Regions from separate parts of the Homo sapiens genome. Here region 1 is linked to region 2. A link is a contact called in ENCODE Hi-C or POLR2A ChIA-PET data. All regions are on one chromosome and are shown on one strand. The core of a region is the stretch at or near the end of the contact, and the rest is flanking DNA. Distances in the headings are between cores, read along the strand shown.

Region 1 (4,962 bases), core at 1,815-4,314, 99 kb after region 2:
TGACACCACTCACGATCACCCTTAGTGAGTCACTAGCAACATTTTAGCTTTCTGTTCCCACAACATTACGTTCTGCTGGCCTAGAGGTCTTAGTTCCAGAGGGAGAAACTCTGCCACCAGGAGACAAAACAATGATTCCATTAAACTGGAAGTTAAGATTGCCACCTGGACACTTTGGACTCCTCCTACCTTTAAGTCAACAGGCTAAGAAGGGAGTTATAGTGTTGGCTGGGATGATTGACCCAGGCTATCAAGATGAAATCAGTCTCCTACTTCACAATGGAGGTAAGGAAGAGTATGCATGAAATACAGGAGATCATTAGGGCATCTCTTAGTATTACCATTCCCTGTGATTAAGGTCTTCCATCATGGAAAGGGCAGAGGTTTGTCATCACTGGAATAGACACTTACTCTAGATATGGGTTTGCCTATTCTGCATGCAATGCTTCTGCCAAGACTATCATCTGTGAACTCACGGAATGCCTTATCCACTGTCATGGTATTCCACACAGCATGGGAAATTACAACAGCCTAACCCAGGCAGGACTACAAATGATCCAGACCCTTCAGGAATGAAGGTTTGAGTCACTCCACCAGGTAAAAAAAAACACAACCTGTTGAGGTGCTTGCTGAAGGCAAAGGGAATACAGAATGGGTAGTAGAAGAAGGTAGTCATCAATATCAGCTATGACCACGTGACCAGCTGCAGAAACGAGGACTGTAATTGTCATGAGTATTTCCTCCTTCTTTTGTTAAAAACATGTTTGTGCAAGTATACATTTGTACTAAAAAAAAATTCATTTTATTTCCTTTCTCCTTCATCATGTGACATAGATTTATTGACTTCACATCAGCATTTAAGTATTAACTTTATGTAATAGTATTTGGTTTGGGGATTGGGGTGTTTCTGGTTGTATGAAGGATAGTTGTATTATGTTAGGCATAATTATGACTTTATTATTGTCTTTATTTGAAGATTATGTATGATCTCAGGAGATGTGTAAGGGTTCAAGTTGACAAGGTGTGGGCCTGTTGTAGTTAATACTGAGTGTCAACTTGAATGGATTGAAGGATACAAAGTATTGATCCTGAGTGTGTCTGTGAGGGTTTTGCCAAAGGAGATTAACGTTTGTGTCGGTGGGCTGGGAAAGGCAGACCCACCCTTAATCTGGGTGGGCACCATCTAATCAGCTGCCAGCGTGGCTAGAATATAAGCAGGCAGAAAAATATGGAAAGAGAAACTGACCTAGCTCCCCCAAGGCTATATCTTTCTCCCATGCTGGATGCTTCCTGCCCTCAAACATCAGACTCCAAGTTCTTCAGATTTGGAACTGGGACTGGCTCTCCTTTCTCCTCAGCCTACAGATGGCCTATTGTTGGACCTTGTGACTGCATGAGTTAATACTTAATAAACTCCCCTTTATATATATATATATATATATATATTCCATTAGTTCTGTCCCTCTAGAGAACCCTGACTAATACAGGCAGCAAATATGTAACTGTTCACAGCATTTCACTTCATTCCCAGAATTGACAGGCAAGCAGTCATATGTCCTTCCTTTATGCTCATGGGTCCTATGGATGCAAGGTAGTGTTTTCTAAAAAAAAATAAAATAAATAAAAAATCAAAAAGATAAGAAAATTTGAAGGTATCAGGGCTGGTTTTGAATCCTGGCTCTGCTCTGACGCTTATTCCACACCCCAGAACAAGTTATTTAATCCCTGTAAGTCCCACTGTGCTCATCTGTGAGATGGGAATATCAATCCCTACAATGTTGGGTTGCTAGAAAAGATACATGAGATAGCACCTGGAACAGAGCAAGTACTTCATAAAAGTTGGTTTTTAGCCCTAGCCCTTTATGCCTCCATTTCCTGCCTTTGATCATCATTGGTGTGAACTTTTCTGCCTACTGAATAATAGAGAAATGCTTTGTGATGATAAGAACATAGCAGAGAATGAAGTGTGTAAATTCTGGGGCAGAGAAAATTCTCTGGACTAAACACACTTTAGTGTACATGAACATCCCTCCAAATTTTATCAGGCTGGTGCCTATATGTTTCAGCTTAAAATATACTTCCTGATAAGCAGAAAGAAAATTTTAAGTAATAGATAAATAACGTGTACACATGGACATACAGTGTGGAATGATAGACATTGGAGATTCCGAACGTGGGAAGAAAGCATAGGGTAAGAAATTACTTAGTGAGTAAAATGTATATTATTCTAGCAGTGAATACACTAAAAATTCAGGCTTTACCACCACTCAATATATCCATGTAACAAAATTGTACTTGTACTCCCTAAATTTATACAAATAAAAATTAACTTCTCTCTCTCTCTCTCTTCCTGGAGGAAAATAACTAGTAGGTTTCTTTTGGGTTGGATAGGACTTATTTGCTTTTCAACACCCAAAGAATAACTTTGAAAATGTTATTTTCAAAATAAATTGAGTGTTCCCTGGAAGTTGCTGTATTTTTTTAATTGGTTATTTTGGAGTAGTCTAGAAGACTTCCCTACAATTATTGTTTAAGCCTTAAAATAAACCCTTTAGTATACAAATTTGAAAAAATTAAAGCTTTCTTGAAAATAGATTTATATATACTCTATCAGAGTGCAAGCAGGAAACAGAAGCTACACCAGTTACTTGAACATAGAGACTTTAAGGAATGGTTGGTAACTAGGTAACTGAAAGGATTAAATTAACAAACAAACAAACAAAAAAACAACAATGAAAGTAACATGGAGATAGCAACTGCAGGAAGCAGCTACCACTCCTGGGGCTGGGGATAGCAGAGGGAAGTGCTTGGATTTATTAGAAGTTAGAAACTTTGAGAAAGGGCCCCACAACTTGTGCTGGCTGTGAGCTGGGATAAGCAGCCCTGTGGGCCTGCCACTGAAACCTTTGAGGACAGGGCACTATTTATAGCTCACTTGTGTCTATGAGGTGGGGGCATGATGAAGCTGTTTTTGCGAAAGTTGCAAAAACTGCAAATTGGAATCAGCTGCTGCTATGGAACGGCATGGGTGAAGAAGCACTCCTGGAGTGATCTTACAGAAACCACAAGCTGACAAGCCTATAGGGAACAAACTGAAAGGAACCTGTCCTTTCTCTCTCCTCCAGCCTGGCTGTCTCCCTCTGTAACACCCTCTAGTGACAGAGCCTAACTGGAGCAGCTGGCAAAGCTAAAAATGATGTTTTGAGTCCCAGGCCTGAATTGCATAAGTGTATAGAGAAGGGTAGCTGAGAGACAATAACTTAATGTAAAACTTGTTTGAAAATAGACCTCTAATGCAAAGGAAAGACACGTTGAGGAATTGATATCCTCTCATTCCTTTTTCTTCCCAACTCCTAATTCAAGGCTAAGAGAATGTTCCAAATTGTAATGGTATTTGGAGGATGATACAAGATGAAATGTGACCCAACATTTCTTTTCCACCTTGCCATGACTCCAGTGGCTCCAAGACATTTGTATTCCACAGACTGGTAAAATTTTCTATTTGTGGCAACTGACTTAGAGTTGATTGCTTTTTATTTTGTCTAGTGATAGCATTAAGTACCCAGTAGCATTTCATTAAAGAAAGAATATTTCAACCACCAAAACTCAGGAAGAACATAATCTCAGAGTAACGAGTAGTTCTTACATGGATGATTTTGCTTTTTTGAAAAACCCATTGTTAAAATGCAAATACTGAGGGACAGAAATAAATTAATATTTCTTATTTTTGTTTTTAAAAAAACTTTCTTTTGTTTTTATTTATTTATTTTTGAGACAGAGTGTCGCTCTGTCACCCAGGCTGGAGTGCAGTGGCGTGATCTCGGTTTACTGCAAGCTTTGCCTCCCGGGTTCACGCCATTTTCCTTCCTCAGCCTCCCAAGTAGCTGGGACTACAGGAGCCTGCCACCATGCCCAGCTAATTTTTTTTGTACTTTTAGTAGAGACGGGATTTCACCATGTTAGCCAGGATGGTCTCGATCTCCTGACCTCGTGATCTGCCCACCTCGGCCTCCCAAAGTGCTGGGATTACAGGCGTGAGCCACCATGCTCGGCCTCTTTTGAGACACGGTCTTGCTCTGGCACCCAGGCTGGAGTGCAGTGGTGTAAATACAGCTCACGGCAGACTCAAATCACCTGGGCTTAATTGATCCTCCCACCTCAGCCTCTTGAGTAGCTGGGACTACAGCCACCACACCTGGCTAATTTTTAAAAATGTTTTGTAGAGATGGGGTCTTGCCAAGTTCCCTAGGCTGGTCTTGAAATCCTGGGCTCAAGCAATCCTCCTGCCAAAGTGCTAGGATTGCAGGCATGGGCCTCCAAGCCCAGGTGAACAATCTTGATATTCATAAATTTGCATGGGTTTTACAGTTACAGTAATTGTAATAATCTGTAATTATTAAGAGCTTACTATGAACTAGGATTATGATGAGCACTATATATATGATTTAATCTTCCTCGTAAGTCTCCCAAGTGGGTCCCATTATCATCCCCATTACACATTAAGGAAAATGAGAATTGGTGAAGATGTGAGCCTAAGGTTACACAGCTAAGTGGCAGAGCTATGCCTAGAAGCCAGATCTTCTGACAACAAAGTCTGGCTGGGCTGCCTGGCTACCCATACCTCTCTGTCTGGAATCCCTTTTACATATTCCCTATATGGATTCCTACTGAAGGTATGGGCCATGGGCCCAGGCACCACTGACTTTATCATATGGCCCTGCCCTCCTGGACAAAGCTTGTTCTAACTTTCAAGATAAAGATTATATAACTTTCAGCTACAGCCTGGCTACATGTTGTTCCCTGACCTTGTATTATTTGAGTTCTTTTCTTAAAATGAACAAACTTCTCTTGGCTTGAGATATTTATGTTACCATTCCTTGCATTCTTTCTGTTTTTATATTCTTTGCAAATAATCCTTGCTTGAAGTGTTCAAAATCTCCCCCAAGATGGGCACCCCTGGTA
Region 2 (4,695 bases), core at 1,275-3,774:
TGAAAAAAATCACCGTTAGTCTTGAAAATGGCATATGGGAAGCCAATGACAAAGGTTACTTTTAAATTACAGTGACAAATCAAGAACCAAAAAATTAACACAATTTCTAGGAGCTATTCTGTAAGAGCACAAGTATAATGCCGTTTCAGATATGAAGTATACACTCATATTATTCAACGACTGCTACTACTTACATTAAAATGGCTAACACTTATACTTGGCTAACTATGGGAGCAGCACTGTTGATTTCACATTTATTAACTCATTAAATCCTCAAAGCAACTCTATGAGAGAAGTACTATTATTATCCCCGCTTGATAGATGAGGAAACTGAGGCCAAAAAGGTTAAGTGACTTGCTCAACTTAAATTCACTCTAATAGTAAACAGTCAAACTACTATTCCACTTCAACTACCAATACCAAAAACATTGAATTTTTCCACTCCCGAAAAATTTAAACTTTAGAAATTAACTTGGCTGACACAGACTATACAATTATTATAAAACAATACATTCATTTTAGTATCCTCCTCTTGTGTTAAATAATTGGATATATGGGTGGCGGATACCAAGAGCACAGTATCATCTGACTTGCCTATGATTTCTGGTAGAATAAACATAAATGTATAAACTTTAAAAAATGTGTGTTGATGCATTCCCTATTATTGCAAAAATTGGGTGTCCTCAGATGAAACGGAGAGAAAAGATCAGTAGTATGCAAAAGTAACCATTAACCATTTAGTAACACTCCATAAATCTTCGATGACCGACATGGGTAGTAAATGATAAAATTATTTTTTAATGGTTTAAGACACCTTTTTACATAAGCCAAAATTATTTTTCTAGAGATATTTCATCCTAAACGCTGTTTTAAATGTCATGCTAAAACTGTCTAAAAGTTGCAGGTCCAACTTCCATCCCACAAAAACTGTTCCTCTGCCTACACGTGCAATTCTTCCTACGGGACCCATTCCATTTTACATCTGCAAACTATACCCAGCTCTTCAGCGCTGCAGACTCGGGTTTCCTTCTCAGTCTACGCGCAAGCCGGGTTCGGCCCACACCCACCACACCCCTCCGGTCCCCGCCCAGCGCCGCTCCTCCTCCCGGGCTTCTCCAGCACCGACTCAGCACCTATCAGCGCCGCCCCCAGGCCCCTGGCCCAGCCCATCCTCGGGCACGTGTGAGTGTGTGTTTGTGTCAGTCTGTCAGTCCCACCGGGGACCGGGCTCGCTTACCGAGAGAGAAGCGCTAACTTCTGCTCCAGCATCATCTCCAGCTTCTGGCCCTGTTTGGAGATCCAGTGGTCCACTCCGTGCAGGCGGTAGCACGTCTCCAGCATCAACCTGAAGTCCGCCACGAACTCGGTGATGCCCCCGTACTGGCCGCTGGCGAACTTCTCTTCCATCTGCAGCAGACACATGCCCTGTCCGGGCTGCTGCGGGAAGGCGCGACCGCCCCGGCCCCCGCTGCGCGGCCCTTCCGCCACCTCCTCCTCCGCGGTGGCAACGCCCCCCAAGGGCTGCAGAAAGGGGGCGGTGAGGCCCCGGTGCTTCTCCTGCAGGAACTCGCCCAGGATGCGGTAGCCCTGCTGTAGCTCGTAGGTCAGCTCCTGCTCCTTGCAGCAACCGCCTCCGATCACCATCGCCTCCATCTCTTCCTCCTGATCGTCCGCGTCCTCCAGCGAGGAGGCACTCCTTCCGTGGGCCGGCCCTGAGGTCTGGGCCGCCGCTGCCACCTCCTCCTCGTCGTCCTCTCCTTCGGCCGCCGGTGGCGGCCGCTCTTCCTCCCCAGCCGGCTCCATCGCTCCCGGCGTCCCGGGCACACTCATGCCCCGGCAGGCCTAGGCTGGGCGGTGTGGAACAGCCGCTCGAGGTGCTGGGGGACGCGTGAGCGCGAGCCGCTTCCTCACGGCTCGGCCGCGGCGCGTAGCCCCCGCCACATCGGGCCTGGCTCTCCTCAGCCGCCGGCTCGGCTCGGTGCGCGCGGGGGTCTTGAGCTCACCGCCGGCGGGGCGGGGTTACATGGCGCGCGAGGAGGGGGGAGAGAAGAGGAGAGCCTAGGTGCCCTCCTCTCCCCTCCCCCCCGGCGGCGGCGCGCGCACGGCCCTCGCCGGCCTCACCCCTCCGCACCCCGCCCGCCTGCTCTTCACCGGCCAGGCCCTGCCGGGTCGCCGCGGCCTCGGCGCCCCACCCCCTCCCGGGCCAGCGGGGGGCTGGGAGGGGGCGAGGAGGAAGGGGGTTCTCCTCTCCCCTCCCCGGAGGGGGCCGCAGCGGCGGCTCCGGCTCCTCCTCTCCCTCACACCCCCTCCCGCCCCCCTCTACCTGCGGGGGACACGGGCAGAAGGAGGCGGTGCACGGACGGGGCCCGGCGACAACTGTCAGTTAGAAGCCCCGCTGGGCGGTGAGGGGGGAGAAAGGGGAGGGGCAGGGAGAGAAGGGGGAGGGCACTCAGCCCCCCGGCTGGGAAGAGCTGTGGAGAGAAGCAAAGAAAGAGGCCCTGTCGCCATCCCCGGTGCGCATGCGTAGTAGAACAATTCCCCCCTCCCCCCCCGCCACCATCGTGCCCCGCCCCGCTACGCAAAAGGAAGAGCTTCGGCTCAGCTACAGGCCCAGAAGCCTGCTAGGGTTGCGCGGACCAATGATGTAATCAATCGTAGGCCAATCGAACATGTTGATGGAGGGGGAAGCAAGGCGCCTGCGCAGCTTAATTCGCTACCGCCTGGGAAGGTGGCCAAAAGGCTTTTTTTAAAGCAAGTGCTTCAAGAGGAAACTTCTTTTGCAAGACCCGTGTTAGCCCCCCAAACTAAAATTAAAGTTGCTAGATAACCTTTGTTAATGGCAAATGAATAGTGAGAAAGCGCAAAATGTAAATCTTCTCTACTATAAAATTTACATTCTGTTCCCACCCTTTCTCCCTTGTGACTGCGGGTCTTCTATATATAACCAGAATTTTGAGAAGTTTAGAAAGAAAGTTTAAGGACTCGACCATACGTTCACATGCAGAAGAAAAGGAAGTGATTTTTAGAACCCCAGCTCTTAACATCAATTCATATTTTGGAACTAATTCCATGTTTTCAGTTACAAATTTCCACCCTCCCGATTCTTGAGATCTGTTAAGAATAAAGAGAATGGAACCTCATTTAAACAAATTCTTGGGACTGAAAACAGTCAAAATAGTTCATGTCTGAGTTGTACAGCATTAAACAGTTGTTTGCATGGGCTGATAATCTCACTACATTTTACAATTACTGTTTAATGACTAAAAAGTGGACTCATCATTCACATTGGTTTACATGTTACTTAAAATTAGTTGGGAGGTAGGAATTCATGGTTCCATAAAGCAAATACTACTATTTCCTCATGTTCTATTTGAAAGACGCACATATTATTTTTTCTAGGTACACAGAACCCTCGTTAAAACCTAGAATTACCTAAACACAAAAACAAAATTACAGAAATCATGCATTTTAAAAGTAAAATGTGTATAACTAAATGATTAGGATACTCTGACTCTTGCAATTGTTTACTTCTCATTAATGTGAACTTTAAAGCAGTGATAAAATTTTTTTTTAACCTCAAAGCTGTTTTTGTCCAGTAAGTTAAGTATCACTCTTAAGTAAAATAGTGAAGCGGGAACGCTCTGTTAGGGTATTCACACTGTCCTCCACACATACCTTTTATCTAGTATTCGAGGTCTCCTCTCATCAGACATTTGTAATATATAACGCATTTACAGGGTTCTCTCCCCTCAGAGAAGAGTCTGTGGACTCTGAAGAGTCCACAGAACCTCAGCTCACAGAAAGAAAAATGCAGGGATCAGTCTTACTTCAGCACCTGGCAACCAAAACGTGTGTCTGACTAGACATTCCTCCTTTCTTTCGACAAAGCCCAGGAATCTGAAGCCCAACGTACCCAAGCAAACATCCTCTACTCCTCTTTAGTCATCAGCTCTATTTCATGACTCTTGGACAATATTAGCTTACATTATTGAACCCTGTGCCACTAAGCACTTTATATTCATTGTCTCCTTTAATCTCACAACAAGCCTATCAGCTAGGTATTAACCTTATTTTTCAGATGAGGAAACTGCCTCTTAGTTTAAGAAAGTTGTTAAACAAAGTTAAAATCTAGGTCTGTCATACTTCAAAAACTCCAGGTGCCTAATTCCAAGTCATCTGGCAGAATTTCTAATTCCTCATACATAAAAGTGTAGGGAATTGCTAGAAATGTTGATAAAGGGTTTCTTAATTAAGATTATATAAAAGAGAAAGGTGTGGGTGAGTAGAAGGAACCTCAACTCTAGGTTATGAAGAGGTCAAGATGATAGCAACTTAACTATAATGAAAGTAGGATCGGGTCCTTGATCTTAAAAAAGAAACTCTATTACACAAGAAATATGGGCTGGGCACGGTGGCTGACACCTGTAATCCCTGCACTTTGGGAGGCTGAGGTGGACAGATCACCTGAGGTCAGGAGTTCTAGACCAGCCTGGCTAACATGGTGAAACCCCGTTTCTACTAAGAATACAAAAAATTAGCTGGGAGTGGTGGTGCGCACCTGTAATCCCAGCTACTCGGGAAGCTGAGGCAGAATTGCTTGAACCTGGGAGGCGGAGGTTGCAGTGAGCCGAGATCGTGCCATTGCACTCCAGCTTGGGCAACAAGAGCAAAACTACATCTCAAAACAAACAAACA

Evidence for each region. A loop is a pair of places that touch in the nucleus more often than their neighbours do. ChIA-PET counts read pairs that join two places held with the same protein, here RNA polymerase II (POLR2A). Pooled maps may share reads with other maps.
Region 1: a loop to region 2 is called in a pooled map, with 2.3 times the contacts of the local background. The contact joins the enhancer-like site here to the promoter of BRD10 in region 2. A Hi-C loop is called at or near these places in 1 of 50 pooled maps. POLR2A ChIA-PET finds 5 or more read pairs at or near these places in 2 of 52 experiments (WTC11 and activated T-cell).

The regions. Positions count from the first base shown.
Region 1 is chr9:6,104,072-6,109,033 of GRCh38, forward strand. No RefSeq gene overlaps it. Among named protein-coding and RNA genes, the nearest start is that of RANBP6, 91 kb to the left of the region's middle. RefSeq lists enhancers at 2,439-2,939, 2,688-2,737, 2,940-3,440. Within about 2 kb of position 3,065, at least 10 of the 41 ENCODE cell types and tissues checked have a DNase peak (open chromatin) inside an H3K27ac peak, as active enhancers do.
Region 2 is chr9:6,005,958-6,010,652 of GRCh38, forward strand. BRD10 (bromodomain containing 10) reads right to left here and starts at 2,525. Exons shown (of 8, transcript NM_001017969.3): 1 at 1,238-2,525. The coding sequence starts at 1,830. MIR4665 (microRNA 4665) reads left to right here and starts at 1,869; the gene lies at 1,869-1,947. RefSeq lists silencers at 993-1,052, 1,443-1,602, 1,793-2,022, 2,073-2,592 and enhancers at 1,193-1,422, 1,554-2,055, 2,056-2,555.